Linked DNA regions of Homo sapiens: region 2 is linked to region 1. The links are chromatin contacts, found by Hi-C in ENCODE. All regions are on one chromosome and are shown on one strand. Each heading gives the region's core, a stretch centred on a gene start or an enhancer-like site at or near the end of the contact. The rest is flanking DNA. Distances are from core to core; before and after follow the strand shown. Region 1 has its middle 42 kb from the start of SPATA31C2. Region 2 overlaps DAPK1 (death associated protein kinase 1).

The links. A loop is a pair of places that touch in the nucleus more often than their neighbours do. Pooled maps may share reads with other maps.
Region 2: a map of naive thymus-derived CD4-positive, alpha-beta T cell shows a loop between it and region 1 (5-fold over the local background). The contact joins two enhancer-like sites. A Hi-C loop is called at or near these places in 2 of 168 maps with a recorded cell type or tissue (endothelial cell of umbilical vein and naive thymus-derived CD4-positive, alpha-beta T cell) and 8 of 50 pooled maps.

The regions. Positions count from the first base shown.
Region 1 is chr9:88,176,699-88,184,219 of GRCh38, reverse strand. It overlaps the pseudogene LOC389768. Among named protein-coding and RNA genes, the nearest start is that of SPATA31C2, 42 kb to the right of the region's middle. RefSeq lists enhancers at 3,150-3,741, 3,742-4,334. Within about 2 kb of position 4,844, at least 2 of the 41 ENCODE cell types and tissues checked have a DNase peak (open chromatin) inside an H3K27ac peak, as active enhancers do.
Region 2 is chr9:87,682,511-87,690,031 of GRCh38, reverse strand. It overlaps DAPK1 (death associated protein kinase 1), which reads right to left. Exons shown (of 26, transcript NM_004938.4): 21 at 3,293-3,481. Among named protein-coding and RNA genes, the nearest start is that of CTSL, 40 kb to the left of the region's middle. Within about 2 kb of position 3,416, at least 5 of the 41 ENCODE cell types and tissues checked have a DNase peak (open chromatin) inside an H3K27ac peak, as active enhancers do.

The DNA.
Region 1 (7,521 bases), core at 3,595-6,094:
CCACTCCTCTCCTTATCCAGGGGGCTTGGACCCGGGCTTGGGGTCTGCTCTAAAAGTAGGGAGTTCTTGGGCTTATATTTTGATTCTCCTTCCCCACCCAGGAATGTTTTGTTTTCTCTTCAGAGCGTCCATCACTTGGGTCCAAAGCTGTCGCTCCAGCAGCTCCACATACAGGGTGTCAGAAAGGCATGGTGGCCCACTGACCCTGAATGCTGCTCTGCAGCCTCCTGGGCAATCTGCCTGAGCCCCATTCTGGGCTTTGTGTTTATTGGCTCTCAGCCTGGAATTTTCCAAGGACATTGTTAACAGCCCTGACTACCACATCATCTGGATACTTCAATTTTTCTTCCGTCACTCAAAACCCATCTTCTTCCCCTAATTTTTATTTTTATGAAAGTTATTATATACATGTATCAGGAGATATTCTAAGAATGCTTATAGAAAAATACAGCATTTTCTTACACCCTGTGCCCTACACCCCACCCCAGCTTTTCCCCAACCCAGAATGCTTTTTCTTGGGGGGAATTTACCTGCTGTATCTGCAAACAACATGCTTATGTTGTCCCATCTTGAAATTTTGGACTTGCAGACCCTCTATTGGCTCCCCAGCCCCACCACAGAATTCCATGCTTCCCACTCCCCTCCCTGTGCTGTCAAGACGGTCGCATCCTGGTGTTGGTAGAACAGTGCTCACTACTCACATTATGACAGTGATAGACATATCTGCTGTCACTGAGATTTTTGCAAAAGCCTATGTTGGCTTTTCCTTTTCTACCCCAACTTTTTGTTTTCCCTAGAGATAGTGTTCATTTTATTGTTTTTTTTTTTTTTTTTTTTTCGTTGAGACGGAGTTTCACTCTTATTGCCCAGGCTGGAGTGCAGTGGCGCCATCTTGGCTCACCACAACCTCTGCCTCCCGGGTTCAATCAATTCTCCTGCCTCAGCCTCCTGAGTAGCTGGGATTACAAACATGTGCCACCACAGCCAGCTAATTTTGTACTTTTAGTAGAGACGGGATTTTACCGTGTTGGTCAGGCTGGTCTCGAACTCCAGACCTCAGGTGATCCACCCACCTTGGCCTCCCAAAGTGCTGGGATTATAGGCATGAGCCACCATGCCCAGCCTATTGTTTATTAACTTGGTTTTAAAAATATATATAATCGTCGTTAATCCAAGCACAATTTTCCACCAGTTATCTAAGTCTCTTCTCAGTATAATCAGGTTCATCAGGTATTTTATCACTTTCCTCTTTCTGAAGATGCCTTTCCCACCCACTTCAATCCTTCCTGGGTTGAATCTTCTGTATTCTATATCGCAAAATTTCTTCTTTTTGGCTGAATTCTCTTTTTGGGCAAAAGGACATCCTCTAGTGGCTTCATGAGATACTCTCATTATTTGCAGTTCCAAACTTCCAAATTTGCCTGCTCGCTGAAATTTATTTGTAACCCCCAAATCAATCATTGTCACGCCTCCTCAGTCATTCACAAGCATGCCCCGAGCAGTGAAAAATGTGTTTCTCCAGGCACAGTTCTTAGCTGAGGTCAAACAAGGCAATGCGCTGCCTCTTGTTTCAGCTGTCATACTGTTACCTTGTCGTTATCACTGTCTATTTAGTGTCACATTTTTGGCATTTTTGTGCTTTTTGTCAGTGTTTTTTTTTTTAAAGAAAAATTTCATTTTAATCCAGCCTGACCCCCACACGTGTGTTTCACACAGACCTTATTTTTTAAACAGACTTTATTGTATTTAATACAATATAAAATTTGAAAAATTGCAGGAAAGCAGCAGACTTGAACTGGAGCAATTCTAACAAGGAATAATAAAGTTCACATCTGTGAGGTGGACAAAAAGGTGTGACTTCTGTACAAACTACATTTAGCATTTCATGTCTAACATCTTTCAAATGCAATGTGCTCATGAGGGTTTTTCTGAAGTCCTGCCTGGTCCCTGCCTAAAGAGAGACGTAGAACCTCCATATACAAAGAAACTTGATTCAAGGTGCTTTTTTTTTTTTTTTTTTTTTTTTTTTTGAGACAGAGTTTCGCTCTCCTTGCCCCGACTGGAGTGCAATGGCACAATCTCAGCCCACCACAACCTCCGCCTCCAGGGTTCAAGCAATTCTCCTGCCTCAGCCTCCCGAGTAGCTGGAATTACAGGCATGTGCCACAACACCTGGCTAATTTTGTATTTGTTTTAGTAGAGACGGGGTTTCTCCATTTTGGTCAGGCTGGTCTCGAACTCCCGACCTCAGGTGATCCGCCTGCCTCGGCCTCTTAGAGTGCTGGGATTACAGGCGTGAGCCACCACGCCTGGGCTTGTTTTTTTTTGTTTTGTTTTGTTTTTTAAAAAAGGAAAAAGAAAGACAAAGGAAAAAGAAAGAATGGATGGCTGTTGGCAATGGAAACTGTGAGGAAACTGTCCTCACCATTCACGGCTTGTTTATTGGTCAGAGGCCTCGGGGGGCCCAGGATATTTCATGGCTATCACAGCACCAACTGCGGCTGTCACCTTTTTTTTTTTTTCTTTTTTGCATTTCCTACCTTTTGACATATATATATATATATATATTTTTTTTTTTCACCTTGAGGATATCACTATTCCAATTGTTCCCATATGAATACAGGTGTGGTCTCTATTGCATATAAATGCATCTTTTATTCAATTTTAGGTGCAGGACTTGGTTTTCTGTCCCAACTGCACACAAATGTCCCTTTTTTATTATTTGTTTATTAGTTGTGTGTGTTTTCCTTTTTGCATAAGAAATATGTCCGTTTAGTCCAGAGGCTCTTGCTTTATCCAGATGATGGAGGGTACGGGAAGGCATCCGCCTCAGTTCCCTATGAAGGACGTATTTGCTGAACTAGGACAAGCCCACTCCTCCCCTACAGGAGCCCACGATTTCAAATCCTCTTTGCTGCAACCTCTCGAGGACCTGGACTGAGTTGAGGTGACAGTAGCCACTTAGTGGAAACCTGACGATGTGCGTGGAGTCGTGATTCCAGCCTGCACTGATAAAGTTGCACATCACATCGCCGATCTCTGGAAACACTTCTTCTACCAAGGATTTGTCACCACTTAGCGTGATCCTTTCTCTGAGGTCTGGGGCCACACAAACAACAAGGCACTCACAGGGCCTTGAAAAGCGACCAGTTTCTCTGTCCTGCTTCCATCTTTCCATCTCCAACAACATGGGCTGAAGCTGAAAATATTTTGCCTCTTCATATAACAAAGTGTAGTCCTTGAAATCATCAAGAATGAGGAGTTTGGATGTTCGTAGAAAATTCAAGATATATCTGAACATCTGTCCATCTCTGTCAGTGAAATAGTGCTGTTTGAGACTGTCCAAAACTATGGGCTCTGTACCATCACAAAGTCTTCTGATTCTGGATACAGGGTATTTGGTGAGGGTGGCCAGGCTGCTGGTGTACATGTGGCTGCCCACATCAGTGTGGACATGCGCATTGGATTTTGTGAGTTGTGCCGGAGTAGGGGTGCCTTGGTTGTTCAGTGGAGATGCAGGGGATCTAGTGATCAGAGGTCTTAACATATGAGGCCGACTGTCCCTCTGGCGGAGAATTGCGCGGGCCCCGGGCGGGAGAGAAGGAGGGCCAGCGGGAGGGCGGGACGGTCTCGCTTCTCTAGGCAATGCCCGAGGAGTAGTGCCCCTTCCACTGCCCCCTCATTGCCCCCTGGAGCCAGGGGTTCGGGGCAGCAGGTGCGCCGGGCGTGCCGTGGTGCTGCCATGGGAAACCCGTGTCTGGGGCCGCCCTGAGCGGAGCGGAGCCTATCAGTGATTTAATTGTTTAAAATGGCCCCCAAGTGTACTGCTGAAGTGCTGTCTAATGTTCCTAAGTGCAGAAAGGCTGTGATGTGCTTTACAGAGAAAATATACCTGTTAGACAAGCTTGGCTCAGGCATGAGTTACAGTGCTGTTGACAGTAAGTTCAACAGCAATGAGTCAACAATATGTTACATCCAGAAGGAGGAAGAGGAAAGTCATTGACGCAGATGTGAGGCCACTCTGAAAAGTGCCCAAGTAACATCTATAGTACCTGGTAAAGTTATGGAAAAACAAGAAGAAGAAAAAAAACCAGTGAAATTTGTGGATTCATGAGATGACATTAAAAGTTTGGTGGACTGGCCAGGCGCGGTGGCTCGCCTGTAATCCCAGCACTTTGGGAGGCTGAGGCAGGCGGATCACGACGTCAGGAGTTCGCGACCAGCCTGACCAACATGGTGAAACCTCATCTCTACTAAAAATACAAAAATTAGCCGGGCGTGTTGGTGCGCGTAATCCCAGCTACTCAAGAGGCTGAGGCAGGAGAATCTCTTGAACCCGGGAGGTGGAGGTTGCAGTGAGCCAAGATTGCACCACTGCACCCCAGCCTGAGCGACAGAGCGAGACTCCATCTAAAAAAAAAAAAGTTTAGTGGACAGCATTGTTGTGAGGCTGACAGCCAAATAAATTTTTAGTCACATTACCCAAGGTCAGGAAAACGCAAAACTCTTCCCAGCTTGAGTTTTATTATAAAGAATAATACATACAGTTAACTATTGGTAAGAAACGTATATTAAACAAGGTGTCTGTAGATAAAAACACATAAAACAAAAATATGTATTGGTTGGATGACAAAAATGTAGTGATCAGAGGCGTGGAAGCTAACCCTGTATTTCTCCAGGAGCAGTGGTTCAGTATGGGCTAATAGTGTTCACAGTGTCTTTAGAGAACATACTCCAGCACTCACCAAGGCCATGCTTCTTGCATCACAGCTATGCTTCCTGCACCCACCAAGGCCATGCCTCCTGTGTTATAGCCATGCCTCCTGTACCCACCAAGGCCATGCCTCCTGTATTCACCACTGCTATACACCCCATTCAATAGCCACACTACACTTCCTACACCACAGCCTTGCCCCCTGCACCCACCACAGCTGTGACTATCCAATAGCCACACCTCCCCTACCACAGCCACACCCCCAGCACCCACCACAGCCACACTCAGCACCCTCCACAGTCACACCCCCTCCACAGCCACACTCCGTCCATAACCACACCCGCTCCACAGCCACGCTTCCTGCACCCACCACAGCCACACCCCAGCACTCTCCATAGCCATACTTCCTGCACTTTCCACGGCCACGCCTCTTGCTCTGGCCTTCACAGGCTGCAGTAACGTCTCCTCTCCTCCCTCCTTTCCCTTAACCTTTGTGGCTAATCTTTAGGTTCCCCCAACATGGCTTTTCTTTTACTTCTGCCGATACTTCTGGTTAAATTCTTTTCATTTAAATGCTCTCCAGCATCTATCTCTCTTCTTTCAGACCTTGGCTGACTTCCTTCTTTCTCAGCTGCTCGGAAGCTGTCTGGCCTCTCCACAGGATCCATCCATTTCTCCGCCTTCCAGAATCCCCTTTTCCCCTCAGACTTCAGCAGGAACCTGTGCCAATGAGATCCACAGAGCAGAGTAATTTCTCTTCGATATCGTCAATCTCTCCTCCTCTAAGGAGATAGGAATAGCACGGGTAGTTGCAGGAGTATGGACAAACCCAAAGAACCCCTGAAGCAGGGGCTAGGCAAATAATCCACAGGGTAGAGAAAGCCCAAAATAAGGCAGAGAAAATGACCAAAACCCTGGTCAGGGTGACATGTCCATGACTCTTCCAGGTAAACCCAAATAAGGGAGAAAGGAGGCAATAACAGGAGCGGGGAGGAGTCCCTGAAATCCCCTCCTTTTCCAGAATACCTAATGAGCATTCCACCCCCTTATTAAAGAAACATCCGGGCTGGGCGCGGTGGCTCACACCTGTAATCCCAGCACTTTGGGAGGATGAGGCAGGCAGATCAGGAGGTCAGGAGATCGAGACCATCCTGGCTAACACGGTGAAACCCTGTCTCTACTAAAAAATACAAAATATCAGCCGGGTGTGGTGGCCGGCGCCTGTAGTCCCCGCTACTCGGGAGGCTGAGGCAGGAGAATGGCGTGAACCCGGGAGGCGGAGCTTGCAGTGAGCCGAGATCGCGCCACTGAACTCCAGCCTGGGCGAAAGAGAGACTCCGTCTCAAAAAAAAAAGACAGAAAGAAAGAAAGAAAGAAGAAAGAAAGAAAGAAAGGAAAGAAAGAAAGAAAGAAAGAAAGAAAGAAAGAAAGAAAGAAAGAAAGAAAGAAAGAAAGAAATAGAAAGAAAGAAAGAGAAAGAAACATCCCTAAAATAAGAAACCCAGCCTCCGTTGTGCCTGACTTGTTCTCACGGGCATGGCTACGCTCCTCTCAAGAGCACACTTTCGCTTTGCAATGGAAGCTTCTCGCCTTGCGCTTCATTCTGACTCGACTCCCCCCTGAATTCGTTCTTGTGATGCTGTCAAGAACCTGGAAAACCGGCTGGGGCTGGGGTCTCACTGGCATCCAGAGACCTTCCCGAGCCCTCCAGCAACACTCACAGCCTCTTTCTCTCGAGATATAAACAAAATTGCATGATTTTCACCTTAAAAGATAGAGAGCTATCCACCTCAAGTCTTCTTCATAGCCAAATTTCTAAAAATAGTTTCATTTCCCTCCTAACTTCCCTTCTGGCTCAACCCCATTTAAAATCTAGCTTCCACCTTCTTCCCTCTATTGAGACTACTAGAACACAGGACTCCAGTTTTACCCAGAATCATGAGAGTTGTAGACACTTCCCATCCTTCTCCTGCATGCCCTCCCGCTGACTTTTGGCACAGATGCCATCCCCTCCTTCCTTCCTCATTGCTCCATTTCTGTGATTGCTGCTCTTCTCTCCACTGCCACTTCGTTCTCAGTGACTTGAATGTTCAGATTTCTCTCCTTCTCCCAGTCTCTCACATCGTTCTCCTTAAAGGATCTGTGGATTCACCCAGCCCAAATGCCAATGACTGTCAAGTCTCTCTCTAGATAAATCTCTCTTTAGTACTCCAGACCAATCTTCCAAACTGCTGCCTGGGTTTCTACAATAAAAACCCAAACCACGATTTGCATCTTAACTTTATGTGCCCAAAGCAGAAGCTCTGTCTTCTCTTCATCAAACTTATCCTGTGTTTCCTGAGATACCTGGTTTGGGCATTTCCTACCGTGTCACTCAATTTCAAAACCTGGGAGCTGACCCGCTGATCTCAAGATAATCATCCAATCATTTTAACCCTGACTCCTGTAGTGGTGAATTCTGTGTGTCAACTTGATTGGGCCACAGGATGCCCAGATATTTAGCAACACATTGTATTTAATATATAATGGATGTGTCTGTGAAGGTGTTTCTGGAAGACAGCAGCATTTGAATTCGTGGACTGAGAAAAGCAGGTGGCCCTCCCCGATGTGGGTGGGCAGCGTCCAATCTGTTGAAGGCCTAAATAGAACAAAAAAGGTGGAAGAGGGTTGAATTCACTCTGCCTGGCTGTTGAAGCTGGGCCATTGATTTTTTCCTGCCTTCAGTGCTCCAGGTTCTCAGGCCCTCAAACTTAGACTGGAATCTACGAATCTACATCACTGGCTTTCACGCCCTCAGGCCTTTGAAG
Region 2 (7,521 bases), core at 2,167-4,666, 490 kb after region 1:
AATAGAAAAGACAATCGGAAAATTTGTATGGAAACAAAACAGTGGCCAAACAGCCAAAGCAATCCTGAGTGTAAAGAACAAAGCTAGAGGCATCTCACTACTTGACTTCAAAATACACTGCAAGGCTATAGTAACCAAAACAGCATGGTATTGATATAAAAACAGACACATAGACCAATGGAACAGAATAGAAAACTCAGAAATAAATCCAGGTATTCATAGCCAAATAACTTGACAGAGGCAATAAGAACACATACTGGGGAAAAGAACACCCTTGTAAATAAACGCTGCTGGGAAAACAGAATATCCATATGCAGAAGAATGAAACTGGACCCCTGTCTCTCACCATATTCAAAAATCAACTCAAGATGGATTAAAGACTTAAATGTATACCCTAAATTATAAAACCAGTAGAAGAGGACAGGCTTCAGGACATTGGTCCTACAAAGATATTGTGGATAAAACCTCAAAAGCACAGGTAATAAAAACAAAAATAGACAACTTAGAGTGTATTAAACTAAACAGTTTTTGCACAGCAAAGGAAACAATTAACAGAGTGAAGAGACAATTTGTAGAATGGGAGATATTTTGCAAACTATTTATGTGACAAGGGATTAATATCCAGAATATACAAGGAACTCAAACAGCTGAACAGTAAAATAACAAACAATCCCATCAAAAAGTGGGCAAAGGTCTACAGTAACCAAAACAGCATGGTACTGGTACAAAAACAGACACATAGACCAGTGGAACAGAATAGATAACCCAGAAATAAAGCTGCACACCTACAGCCACCCAATCTGCGACAAAGTTGACAAAAATAAGTAATGGAGAAAGGACTCCCTATTCAATCAATGGCGCTGGGATAGCTGGTAAGCCACATGCAGAAGAATGAAACTGGATTCCCACCTTTCACCATATAAAAAAAAAATTCAAGATAAATTAAAGCTGTAAATGTAAAACCTCAAAACTATAAGAATCCTAGAAGAAAATCTAGGAAACACCATTTTGGATACTGACCTTGGGGAAGAATTTATAACTAAGTCCTCAAAAACAATTGCCAACAAAAACAAAAATTGACAGGTAGGACCTAATTAAAGAGCTTCTGAACAGTAAAAGAAATTGTCAACAGAGTAAACAGACAACCTACAGAATGGGAGGAAATATTCACAAACTATGCATCCAAAAAGGCATAATCTAAGATCCAGAATCTATAAGGAACTTAAAGAGTTGAACAAGTAAAAACCAAATAACCCCATTAAAAAGTGGGCAAAGGACACGAACAGACACTTCTCAAAAGAAGACATACAAGTAGCCAACAGACATATGAAAAAAAGCTCAACATCACTAATCATCAGAGAAATGCAAATCAAAACCACAATGAGATACCATTTCACACCAATCAGAATGGCTATTACTAAAAAGACAAAAAAACAAGAGATGCTGGTGAGGGCGTGAAGAAAAGAGAACACCTATACGTTGTGGGAATGTAAATAAGTTCAGCCACTGTGGAAAGAAGTTTGGAGATTTCTCAAAGAACTTAAAACTACTGTTTGACCCAGCAATCCCATTTCTGGGTATATATCCGAAAGGAAACAAATTGTTCCACCAAAAAGACACATGCACTAGTATGTTCATTGCAGCACTATTCACAACAGCAACGACACGGAGTCAACCTAGGCGCCCATCAATGGCAGACTGGATAAAGACAATATGATACATATACATCATGAAATACTATGAAGCCATAAAAAAGAAGAAAATCATGTCCTTTGCAGCAACATGAATGGAGCTGGAGGCTATTATCCTAAGTGAATTAACACAGGAACAGAAAACCAAATATGGCATGTTCTCACTTATAAGGGGGTACTAAACATTCGGTACTCATGGATGTAAAGATGGCAACAATAGTAACTGGGGACTACTAGAGGGGGTGGGAGGGAGGGATCATTTGTACCCTAAACCTCAGCATCATGCAATATGACCAGGTAACAAATCTGCACAGGGACCCCTGAATCTAAAATACAAGTTGAAAAAGAAAGGAAAACAAAAATGAGCAAGAACCTGCATAGAAATTTCTTAAAAGAAGACATACAAATGGCCAACAGGTAAATGAGAAAAATGTTCAATATCACTAATCATCCAAGAAATGCAAATCAAAACCACAGTGAGACACCCTCTTACACCAATCAGAATGGCTATTATTAAAAAGACAAAAAAAAAATAGCAGAAGCTGGCAATGATGCAGAGAAAAGAGAATTCTTATATACTGTTGGTAGAAATATAAATTAGTACAGTTATTATGGAAAATAGCATGGAGATTTCTCAAAAAGACTAAAAATTGAGCTAACATATGATCTAGTAATTCCACTACTGTGCATTTTTCCAAAGGAAAGGAAATCAGTATATCAAAGGGATACGTGCACGCCCATGTTTACTTCAGCACTATTCACAATAGCAAAGATACGGAATTGACCTAAGTGTCCATCAAGGAACAAATGAATAAAGAAAACGTGGTATACACATAACAGAACACTATTTATGCACAGACATAAAACAGAATGAAATCACGTCATTTGCAGCAACATGGATAGAACTGGAGGTCATTATGTTAAGTCAAATAACCCAGGCACAGAAAGATAAATACTGCATGTTCTCATTCACATGTGGGAGCTAAAAAAGTTGATTTTATGGAGGTAGGGAGTAGAATGATAGATACCAGAGACTGGGAAGGCTGTGTGTGTGTGTGGAGAGGGGAATGAAGATAGGTTGGTTAATGGGTACAAACATGCAGTTAGATAGAAGAAATACATTCCAGTGTTCAATAGCAGAATAGGGTGACTATAGTTAACAATGCGTTGTATTTTTCAAAATAGCTAGAAGAGAGGACTTGAAATGTTCCCAACACATAGAAATGATAAAAACTCAAAGTGACGGACACCTCACATAATGTGACTTGATCATTACATACACATTCTATACACGCAATGAAATATCACACGTACCCCATAAATATGTACAAATATTATTAATTTACTCCACAGTCATTTATCAAGCACTTACTGTATGCCAAGTGCTTTACTAGGCGCTGACAATACCCCAGTGTTTAATTTCACTGTTTAGGGATGGTAGCCAGCCATGCTTCAGTCCTGGCTCACTCTGAATATCAGTCTGTGTTGGATTTCCTTCTGGAAGTGACAGATACAGCTCAGGACAAGCTCCCTTTAGGGATGACTTACAACCCTGTTGAAGGGAAACCTGAGGTCCTTCCCTTGGGGCAGGCAGGGCATACCATTCAAATAAGCGTTCTGGATGTCGATGGCCTTGGTGGACTGGTCATCGGCCGAGCAGTGCGGGTGGTGGGTCGGGGCCACAAACACCTCCAGCATCCCTTTGGTAAGACCCGGCTCGAACATCATGCTGCGGCTCCTCACACTCACGTTCTCGCAGCCTGGGTACAGGTTGTTGATGCTCACTGAGACTGCAGGATGGAAAGGATCACATGAGTACTCGATGGGGGCAGCGTGTGCCTGTCTCCCTCCCAGGCTGGCCCTGAGGTTTCCTTTTCTGGAGCACGCCTCTGTCCCCACCCCAACTCTGGCTTCAGGCTGAGTGTGTCTGCCCTCACACGTGCAGGGCAGCAGTGTTCCCAGCAAGGCTGTGGGCTTTTCCGCTTGCTCTACCTCCCCACAACCTTTTCTGCCCCGCCCTGTTGCCCGGGTGGCTGGTCCTAGGGATTGTGTCTCTAGGCTGGCTTGCCATGTGATTTCTGCTTAGGGTCAGCCAACGGGAGGCTGTGGAGAGGGTGGGAGGGCAGAGGTCGGGTTTCTTCCCTTCTCACTTCCTGCTACTTTGCTGATACTCGCAGTCTCTGTCTTCCTCCAGCTCCCACTGAGCGACTTCTCTCTCTTGCACATGAGATTATTATTGCAGGTTAAATGGAAAATGATTTCAGACAGTAGCAGGCCATAGCATTAAATAATGCTGAATCACACACTGTGAAAGCTACTCCTTTTTGAAATTCCCTTGAAGGCCTTTCAGTTGTTCTTGCAGCGAGTCTCCACTTGAGGCCTTCCGATTTTAGCATTTCCTCAACACCTGCTCATCTTCCCTTTTAATGAAGAGGGTGTGGGCATTGGCGTTTAGCGGGATTTTATTCACATTGGTTGCTGTTCACTGCATTTATTTTTACTTATGGCAGTGACACTGGGTTCCCATTTATGATAGGGATATTAACTTTCATTTTCAAATCAATGTATTTTAGTACATTTTAAAAAGTGAGTCAGTTTAAAGGAAACATTATGTAAACAATGGTGAACTTGTGGGTGTTGTACGGGAGCTGAATAACAGAGTCTGGGTCCCCTGCGTTTAGGCATAGAGCCTGTGCTTCCTCACTGTCTCAGTTACTCACTGGCCTGCCCTGCTCCCCGTCTCTCCCACCAGGCTTGTGCAGGCAGAAGCTGCCTTTCTGGTCAGGGCTGTGACCCAGGGCCCACAGAGAGTGCTCTGTAAGAACTTGGTGAACGAATTGCATTGGAGAAGGGATTCATTGATCTTAACTGCAGTACCATTGGTTTACCATTAATACAATAGACATTGCGAGGCACTAAAGAAGTGACCATTTCACCTGGGTATCTGACTTTAAAACAGGCGATCCAAACACCAAGGTAATCCCTTACTTAAAGACCAAAGAGTTAAGACTTTGGACATGGATAATGGGGGTATCCAACGGAGGGGATGAGGAGAAGAAAAGTGGATCCTAAGGGCAGGATTAGGTACAGGGAAAGGAGAAAGGGCACTAGGAGGGCAAGATTTATTCTTAAAAACACCAACACATATTCTATTTCTGTAGGAAAGTTGGCAGATAGGAATGTAAATAGAAAACAAAAGCAAAATGATGTAAGTCTTGATGTCAACATAGCTGCCATTTTAGTGTATTTCTCTGCATATTGTTAATCCCAGCCTGCAAAAGCTGCTGGGTTGCCCAAGAATGGGTCTGTCCACTTCCCTGTGACCTGGAATTTGTGTCTGGGTGCCTGCCTGTCAGGAACAAGCCTTCTTTTAGTGGCATGTGGCCCTGTGCTTAATGAGAGCAGACGTTGGTAAATGGCAGTCATTCCTGCTCCTCGGTGACAGTTTTCGTTGGGAGGATAAAAGGTTAGGACAGGCTTTGTACAAGGTGTTATGAAAACAATAATTTCATGGGGAAGCACCGAAATCCCAGGAAATCATTTTTGTTAGCTACTGCCCCCTGGCGGTGTAACGTGACGGCTCCCAGGAGACCCACTTTACCTGGTCACCGGGAATTCCTCCCGCAGGCTCCTCTCCGCGGGAATAGGAATGGCTTCTTCAAATACTCTTCCTGGACATTCATGCCTCCTATGACCTTGGATGTTTTCCTTCCCACAGCTCAACAGCCACAACCCTCAGTGTCCCCACAGCTGAGTGATGTGTGCAACAGAAAACTTCGAGGGGACCCCGTCCGGTCTCCTGGCTGGGAGCTCAGCCTTGGCCTCCAGCGTTCTCAAGAGAACGGCAGTGGAAAAGGGCCAAAATTCTAAAAGCAAACTTCTTGCTGTCTGATGATATAAATGTTGCCATGTAGGCATCTCTCTCATTGAAGGGAAAAGGGCCTGACAATTCTAGGAGAGGTCACTGGTGTCCAGAGCCCTGGCCTGAAAGAGACCCCAGCACGGCCTGCCAGGCACGAGCAGTGCCCCCTGGCAGGTGACAGTGTTGCTGCTTCAGGAACCAGGCCCAGTCCCTGGAGGCATGCTCAGGAGCGGCAGTTCCTCGGGTGTCTAACAAAGCCACGCTGCTCCGTTGGCCCCCAACACACATACCCTCTGCCAAAGTCCAATCTCCCCAGGCCGCCCTCGCGGTGCCCTGTGCTTGTGCCCTGCTCTGCATTTCCCGGGCGCTGTCTGATGCTGATGTACAAGCTGTGAGGGCAGCAAGTGCCTGGTGACCCGCCCAGTCCAGGGATGGGGGCATCTTGTCTGTCTCATCCACCTCCAAGTCCAGCTGCCGAGCTATGCCTCCTGCCCAGGGATCCCTCAGCCACCAGGCTTCAGGGGCAACCACCAGCGCACACTTCCTCCACCAGGGGCAGGCGGCACTGACTGTGGGGGCCCAGGGACCAGGACAGCTGCCTCCTCCCCAGACCCCACGGCTGGGCTGAAAGCAGCTGGTGTGCCTGCACCTTAGGGCTCTCATGCAGAGGGGCTTCTGCCCCCGCGCCAGGACCCCCTCCCCGATCCCTGGCTAAAGATGCTCCCCCCATGGTGGGGCGTGCAGAAAAAGGGTCACCCAGAGCCACCCTTCACCAGGAACCTGCTGCAAAGACCAGACACAGATACTGAGGAGAAGCAAGGCCATGGATACCTCACCTCTGAGGCCAAGGGCAGAGCCACAGGTGACTCCCAGGACTCCACAATGGGGGCTCCTGGGCATCATCTGCACACCCACTTAGGCCTTGCAAACTTTCCAGATCATGAGCTCATGACCTCTCTCTCTCTCTCATATCCCACCCTCCTAACCACAGAGGTTCAGGCTGCAGTGCCCTTAACCACAGCAGGAGCGTGCTGCCTCCCTCTAAGGGAGCAACTGAACCCCACTTAAATCCTCAACTAGAGCAGAAATCACACTGGAGGCCAGGTGCGGTGGCTCACGCCTGTAATCCCAGCACTTTGGGAGGCCGAGGCAGGTGGATCACAAGGTCAGGAGTCTGAGACCAGCCTGGCCAATATGGTGAAACCTCGTCTCTACTAAAAATACAAAAGTTAGCCTGGTGTGGTGGCATGCACCTGTAGTCCCAGCCACCTGGGAGGCTGAGGCAGGAGAATCACTTGAACCCAGGAGGCGGAGGTTGCAGTGAGCCGAGATCACACCACTGCACTCCAGCCTGGGCAACAGAGCGAGACTCCATCTCAAAAAAAAAAAAAAATAAATAAAATAAATTTTTTTCTTTAATAATAAATTAATCTTAACCTTCTGTCACATTTTTTCCATTATCTACTTTTAAATTTTTTAAAGTTTTGACTCTTTTGTAATAACATTTAACTTAATATGCAAAGACAAAAAACAAAAAAATCACACTGGAAAATGGAAAGGTGTGCCTGTGAATTCCTTATGCAGGGTGTTATTGACAAGCACTGGCTCAGGCACCAGATGTTCTGGGATTTGCCACCTGTGCGCCTCAGAGAAGCCAACTGACCCCTCAAGGCTGCAGGGAAATAGCGGTAAAAACACCTCGGAAGCTGTCACTTGGATTAAATGAGGCGTCCTTCAGACCATATTTCTTCCAGTTCCTGGCACACAGTACTCTATAAATATTGACATATGTATCAGCAATATAATAATATGAATTATAACTCTGTTTTGGTTATTCTTTCTTCTCCTCATTTCAATTCTATAGCTGTGTTCAGAGAACAGAAGTTGAAAAGGGAATATAAATCTCAGCCAACTCTCCGCAGCTACCCATGCTCCCCAGCGTCCTCCCTCACTGAGGGGACGTAAGAG